Linked DNA regions of Homo sapiens: regions 2 and 3 are each linked to region 1. The links are chromatin loops, found by intact Hi-C in ENCODE. Cell type or tissue: heart left ventricle. All regions are shown on one strand.

Region 1 (2,500 bases):
TCGAAGGCCAATTTCTGAGCAGTCAATAGACCCACCACAGGGTGAGTCCAGTGAAGTCATTGGGATGGCTCAACCACTGCTTATTTCTCTGGCAGCTATCATGTTGATAGAAAGAAAAATAAATGGAGTGATTTAAAGCAAATAAAACTTTTAGACTCCCAAACAAATAAAAGCACCTCCAGAATCTCAGAGGATATCCATAAACAAAGGTAATGAGTAGCCAAAAAACTGTGAAGTAGTTCTCCTCTATAAATTTGGCATGTCCTACCATATTATTTTCTTGGAATTTATACCCCAAAGCAGGGGGAGGATGTTAGAGAAAAGGCTATAAGAAAATAATTTAATGCCTGTGAAGACAGATTAGAAAAATTAGAATTAGCAAAGAGACTGTTGAATGAGTTATTTATGACTTACTAGGCAAGGAGACCACTCTGGGCACTCTGGATGGTCTTGGCCAATAAGACAATTATCATGTACCATTATAACTTCCTTCTTTAGATGTGCGAGGGTCTCCTTTAAAATGTAAATGCCCCAAAAGAAGGAATTTTTTTAATTGTTTTTTACTTTTTTAAAAAAAATCTACTTACTAACACCTTTAACAGGGTCGACTGACAGCCAACTGAGACCAAGAAAGAAATTCAGAGTTGGTGTCTAGGGGTAGAGTAATCCAAAAGAAAAAATGGCTGGGCGTCTGGACTTGGACTCTGGTGTTGACACACTGGCTGTCTATGTAAGAGGACAGGGCCTTAAAAGGAGGCAAAGAAAATTCCATTTTGGAGACAGCTATTAATTGCTTCCCAAGGGAGGTCTTTGGCACTAAGTCAGAGTCTCTTTTGCGAAGAGTGTTTAGGTGTGCTAATAGCAGAATGGAGCGGGGCAGGGGACTGGAGGCAGGGGGCAGGGGGCAGGGCCACATGATCTCTGAGGGCCGTCACCAAAACTGACACCACATTGTGGATTTGACTGGGCTCTAGCCACTTGAGAACATTGATGCATCTTCCCTTTAGAGTACACCTCAGTGCAACAGCTGGCTTCCCTCTCCTGTTGCCAGTGATACTCAGGTCTAGCTTTGGCTCATGTGAAGGAGTTGGAGCTGTTCCCAGGCTCCAGCTTGCTGGCAGCTTCATGCACAAGAAACATGCCAGTCGGAAGGGTGAACCTTGAACAGCAGCTTGCCTGGCAGCTTAACATACCATCCTGTTGTCTTCCATAGGTGATTAAAGCCATTGAGGAAGGCTATCGGTTACCCCCTCCAATGGACTGCCCCATTGCGCTCCACCAGCTGATGCTAGACTGCTGGCAGAAGGAGAGGAGCGACAGGCCTAAATTTGGGCAGATTGTCAACATGTTGGACAAACTCATCCGCAACCCCAACAGCTTGAAGAGGACAGGGACGGAGAGCTCCAGGTCAGCCATGCTTACTTAATAGTGATGTATGAAAGAACACATTAGAGGAGGCAGGCAAGTGGTGACTCACTTAAATTCCTGCCTTTTCATCAGAGGCCACTTCATGGCTCTCTGCAACCTGGGTGGCTTCTTTCTCAATTAGTAGAGTATTTCAGGTAGTTCTATTCAGCATTTTGAATAACTAATACCTGTCAGGCATCAAATAGTTATAAGGAAAAAACTTTAAAAAATAATAATAGTAGGAAAGAAATAACTGAAGTGCCTATTTTAGGATGCCAGGCCTGAAATTTAGGAAGAGGGGTGAAATGTACTTTTAGAAGACGTTCAGATCAGTAGGTGCTATATTTTGAAATGGGGCAGGAACACTGGAATAGTAAGAAATAAAGATTAGAAAACAGGTCTTTAAGCACGGCAATTTTAAGTTGATTTATAAAGTGTTAATTGTAAGAAAGAGATTCATTAGGTTTCAGTTCTTCTGGTTTCCCTTTTCTGAGTCTTTCAGAGTAGGAGGAAACAGGGCCAAGATAGGAAATGATTGAGTTATAAAGCATGCAGATGAATGTTTGGGAAGGATTTTAAAGACCAAAATGATTGGACCACCTGAAAGAGGTAGTTATTTTCTTGGAATGAGCAAAATGAAGAAGTATATCAGTCTGTAGAGAACATAAAGATACTATAAGTCCTACAAGTTCAGTGAGAACTTTCTACATGGAGAATGGACTTTACTGGTATAAGACTCAGGATACCTACATATCAGTAGTCTCATCTGAAAGGGTGTGGACCATCTTTATCAGTTAAATTATTTTAGAATACAGGCATAATAGACCAGGTGACTCAGGCCTGCGAGAGGTGAGACACTCACTCATCTCCAAGTCTGAGCTTCTCACAGGCTTCTGTTTCATCATGATCCTGTGTTAAAAATAGGAGGACATTTTCTCCCGTAATATTTAAGCCCTTCCAGTCTTTGCAGGCCCTGTGGTGTTCTCCTCTCATCTTTCTCCTGAAAACTTGGACTAAAGATTCTAGAAAAGAAGGAAAACACATTACATGAAAAAAAAGAGAACTGTGGAATAGATAGTAGAGATACCCTATA
Region 2 (2,500 bases), 310 kb after region 1:
GCTCTATGGCCCCCACTAAGAGTGTGGCTATTGCCCTTTAAATACTCTGTGACCCTTATTAACTGTGACTTTATTATGGGGCTTGTTCAAAATAAAATAGAGATGCTGGAGATAAATCCGAAAAACGCATAGTTGTTGGTGTTTTTCATTAAAACTGAAGTGTAACAGTGGGATCCAAGTCAGGCATCCTTTTCTATCTAAGATCCTCCCACCTCAGTGCAAAAAGTCATATTGTGGGGGTTGTTGTGGTGACTAATACACACTACTCTTGGATGCTTTAATAGCTTGCAGGATTGGACTTGTTGACATACACGTTTTCTCATTGTCAGGGAGACTTTCAAAAGTCTGGACTGTGTCCTACTCCTCTTTCCACACCCAGCATTTAGGCCAGACCCCAGCACATAGTAGGTGTTTAATAAATAATTTTATGAATGAATAAATGTATGTATACACACATACAAACATATATACATACATGCATGTCATATATAGGATTAAGGGCTTACAGAAATCAGGAGTGAAAAAGAATACATTTAAAACAATCTTTTTCCTAAAACAAAGAATAAAGCAAAACGGAATATTTCTGCAAAATGCTGGCCGCTTGAGAATGAGTGTTTTTATAAACCACAGTGAAAGAAATTTCCGTTTGATGACAACTTTATTTTTAAAAAGGGCACAGGTGATTTATAATCTAATGCGCTAAATACTGAAGAATGTTTAAATGAATGAAAGGATGAATGAGTGAGTGAATGATTGTGATAGACACAAAGAGCTTTCTTTGGAATTGGTAGCATTATCACTCCTTCAAATCTATTTTAAATATAAATTAAAGTACACATAAACACAAACAAAATACACACCACAAAATGTCAGTATCTAACACACACACACACACACACACACACACACACAGAGTGAGAAATGCTTTCTCTTTTACTCCCAGGCTGTCCGGTGGGTCTGTAAGTAACCATACCTTTAGGAATGTGGAGAGGATAGTAACTTAAGCTGGTTCAGCAGCTCCTGAGTGGGTGGTGGAGACAGGGCAGCTCTGAATGAGCTCTTTGATGGACTCAAGCATCTCCCATCTCCAAGCGCCTCACTCTCATTAGCACTTGCCCTTGGGGCAGCCTTCTGCCAAAGGAAAGCAGACAGGAACACACCCCATGCTGGGCATTGCCACATCTCACCAGGGATTGCCTGTCTGGCTCTGTTGCTGGTGAGCCACGCAGCTTTGCAGTCCTGTTTCGCTTTCTCACATTAGGGCCATCCTTTGCCCAGCGGCTGCCTCTTCTTTCCCAGGTTGCTGACCTGCAGCCATCCATGTGCGTGGCTGCTTTGGGGGAGCTGTGGCCGTGGAGCTCAGGGCTCCCAACAGCTGGCCTTTCTCCATTGTGAACCGGTAAATGCTAAAACTTTTGCTCCATTCCCAGGGGACCCCCCATTAAATTCATTTTGTATTCACTACCTGCCAACAGGACCTGTAAGCGAGCCAAGAGGAGCAGCAGATTAAGCATAATTATGAATTCTGAGTGGAAGGGAGTAGTCTGAGATTGTTTTTCATGAAAGACCTATTTTTTTTCCTACTGAAAATTCACATAGAGGAAGTACTGAATGCTCCATGGAGTCTTTATATCGAAATGCTCTTTGCAATTAATGCTTCTTACTCCTTGTGCTTTCATGGAACAGATAGAAAACCTCTCAAACTTGAAAGCTGTTCTTGGAATTGGATTTTGGTTTGCTCAGGATTTGTATCTAATTTTCTAGAGAAGTATTATAATATTTATTAACAAGAACGGGTACTAAGTGTAACCCTCAAGTCATTTCCCAGGCTTAGTTGTCAATGAGAAGCTAATCCCTAAGGATTTCTAAACCAGCACAACTGAGTAAGGATTCAAAGGCCTCTTGCAGGCTGTTCTTGAGTGCTTAACGTGTAGTCATCAGTAACAAGTCAGTGGTACCATTTATTCTTTTACTCTTTCCTTCTTCATAAATGAAAAAAAGAGAATCCAAAATATTGAGCATAAAAATGTTTGTAGTGCCTGCATACTCTATACTCACTCAGTACTATGAATGTTACAATGTGCTAACTTTTCCTAATTTGATATAAAATTATCAACACCCTTCCTCATGTGTTTTCTTCGTATTGCTGATATATTTTCCTTTTTTGAAATACTTTTATCTGCATATTAGAAAAGCATTGAAGTTTGCTACTGGAATAGTCTATCCAAATAGTCTGTCCAAATAATCTGTTTACCCATGATAAATTACTATCATGTTATTAAAAAGGTAAGATCAGAAGTTGCTTGATACCAAGTAAAAATATTGACTTTTAACAAGTCCAATAAACTTTGAAAGGGATTAATAATGATAACAACAATGAAAGCAGCCAGAAGGCACTACGTGCTTACAGTAAGTCAGACACTATGCCAAACTTTTGACATTTATCATCTTTTAAAATCTTCACAAAATTATAAGTTAAATACTATTATTATCTTTACAG
Region 3 (2,500 bases), 330 kb after region 1:
TATTCTTAAAGCTCTAAAGCTGCTCCATAGTAGAGTGTGTGTATGTATGTGTGTGTCCTTGTGTTGTAATCAATGCTGGCAGGGTAAAAAAAAGATGGAATTTTAATGCCTACTGGCATAAATAATAAAATTCATAGTATATTTACTCAGTGTTGAGTAGATTATGGATCATGTATCAAACTATGGGATCATAGTTACAGCAGCAAAATTGAGAGCTGGAACTTTTCCTATTTGATTATACTTGCAATGTAGATACCTGAATTTTTTTCTCAATGTGATTTGCATTTGCCTTTGTGTCACTATTCTGGATTATCTATCTATGAGTAGATTATTCTCAGACTCCTGGCCTCAAGTGATCCTCCCACCTCAGCTTCCGGAGATGCTGGTATTACAGGTGTGAGCCACTGCACCCAGCTTATAGGTAGATTATTCTAATTTGGGTTTGTCCAAGAGCGAATGTCCTTCTAAGTTATGAATGATGCCTACTCTACACTTGGGACTCTGTTGACATCTCAGCTCCTTCTATTTAGTTTTATTGTCAAGATATCCTTTGAGACTGAAACACTGAACTTCACCTAATCCATCAAAGGTCTGGGGAATGGTGACACGTGGCATCAGTCTGAAAGAGATCTGCTGATTAACACTGCTGAAGTCGTTTCCATGGAGCACTTGAGTAGTAGGGCAGGATGGGGAAGCTGGACAGCTTCTTGGCCTTTTCCCCACGTTTTCTTTTTCTCTTCAGGTGTGGCCTTGTTGCTTTATTTGAAATCATTAGACTTTAGTTTGGCAGATGTGACTTTATTCACACGCAAGAGCAGAGCATAATTAAAAGCCAAATTTAAGTTCTCAATGCATTGTCTTTTTTGTTATCCATGTATCTACTCATCTTTAACAGAGAAAATAGTTGTGGTTGGACTCTATTTTTATTTATTTTTTTTGAGACGGAGTTTCACCCTTGGTGCACAGGCTGAAGTGCAGTGGAGCCATCTCAGCTCACTGAAACTCTGACTCCCGGGTTCAAGCAATTCTCCTGCCTCAGCCTCCCAAGTAGCATGGATTACAGGCGTGCACCACAACACCTGGGTAATTTTTATATTTTTAGTGGAGACGGAGTTTCACCATGTTGGCCAGGCTGGTCTCCAACTCCTGACTTCAAGTGATCCGCCCATCTCAGCCTCTCAAAGTGGTGGGATTACAGGCGTGAGCCACCGCACCCGGCCTGGACTCTATTTTTGGACAGAATTACACACACAGTGTTGATTGTTATCATAAATGCCACGTGCATAGATGATAACATGCTTTGCCCTGGTTGTGTAAAAGTAGTTTGTTGACCAAATCAGATTTTGTACTTAGAGCCGGGGCAGCTTTCCCTGAGGAATCAAGTCCTGTGGCTTGAGAGGTGACGAACGGTCTTGTCACTTCGGAAGAAACTTCAGGCTACTCATCAATCAGGGATTTTGTTCCTCAAAGTCAGCAGCACCTCAGCTGCCTCCTGATTGAAGGCCCAAAAAGCCACTAGGAGGAGCTAATGACTGACCGAGTTTAGGCTCACCAATATTTAAAGCAAATTGCTGCCACAGACTGCCCACCCTGGGCTGCGGGCTCTGGGTGTTTAATTATTTACATGGTAATGGATGGACCAGGAATCGTCCGCCCTTCCAACAGCTCACCAAGGAGAGCAACTGTGTCTCGTGATTTCATTTGCGGGTTATTTCCTGTGAGGAAGAAGGCTTTTCAACCTTGCTGCAGACAGAAAGGTGGAAAAAGTGCTGCATTAGCAAAACTCCCAAGTGGCTCCCATTTTAAATTAAAAAAAAAATGCAAACACACTGACTTCTGGTTTTCTGATGCTTCCCACAAATTCCCAGTGTACAAGAACCATTGAAGAGACCCAGATAATAAAGAATCTGTTTCTGGATATTATGGGAAGTCCCTCCCTTTTCTGTAAACAGAACATCGGAGGTAAAGAAGGGTCAGACCCTGGAGTCCAAAGGCTGGGTTCGAATCCCAGATCTGCCATCTAACAGCCATGTATCTTTGGATGTGGTTCTTAACCTCTGTGTTCCTCCTTTTCGCCGTCAGTGATAATTCTACATGCTCCTGGGGCTGTGGTGAGGATTAAGTGAGTTAGTACACAAACCTACATGCCTGTGAGCTTGTGCTCAGTTCTGCTTAGTGGGTTTTCTGTTCCCCACGGCCAGCCAAATGCATTCCAAATTGATAATAGAAATTGAGGTGCAATCATGGAATACTATGCAGCCATAAAAAATGATGAGTTCATGTCCTTTGTAGGGACATGGATGAAGCTGGAAACCATCATTCTCAGCAAACTATCACAAGGAGAAAAAACCAAACACCGCATGTTCTCACACATAGGTGGGAATTGAACAATGAGAACACATGGACACAGGAAGGGGAACATCACACACCCGGGCCTGTTGTGGGATGGGGGGAGGGGGGAGGGATAGCATTAGGAGATATACCTAATGTTAAATGACAA

Evidence for each region. A loop is a pair of places that touch in the nucleus more often than their neighbours do. Peaks named below come from ENCODE experiments on the same cell type or tissue, not always from the same donor. Only the 100,000 strongest peaks of a DNase experiment are listed, where the experiment ranks them.
Region 2: it touches region 1 in a loop (2.0-fold over the local background); 2 of 110 quality-filtered maps call a loop at or near these places.
Region 3: it touches region 1 in a loop (1.9-fold over the local background); 2 of 110 quality-filtered maps call a loop at or near these places.

Annotation. Positions count from the first base shown.
Region 1 is chr2:221,428,865-221,431,364 of GRCh38, reverse strand. It overlaps EPHA4 (EPH receptor A4), which reads left to right. Exons shown (of 18, transcript NM_004438.5): 15 at 1,214-1,407. Among named protein-coding and RNA genes, the nearest start is that of EPHA4, 140 kb to the left of the region's middle. In heart left ventricle, no CTCF peak of the experiment used is centred here; a DNase peak (open chromatin) is centred at 1,094.
Region 2 is chr2:221,123,658-221,126,157 of GRCh38, reverse strand. No RefSeq gene overlaps it. Among named protein-coding and RNA genes, the nearest start is that of EPHA4, 450 kb to the left of the region's middle. RefSeq lists an enhancer at 741-1,265. In heart left ventricle, no CTCF peak of the experiment used is centred here; no DNase peak of the experiment used is centred here.
Region 3 is chr2:221,099,931-221,102,430 of GRCh38, reverse strand. No RefSeq gene overlaps it. Among named protein-coding and RNA genes, the nearest start is that of EPHA4, 470 kb to the left of the region's middle. In heart left ventricle, a CTCF peak has its summit at 1,499 (motif pointing right); no DNase peak of the experiment used is centred here.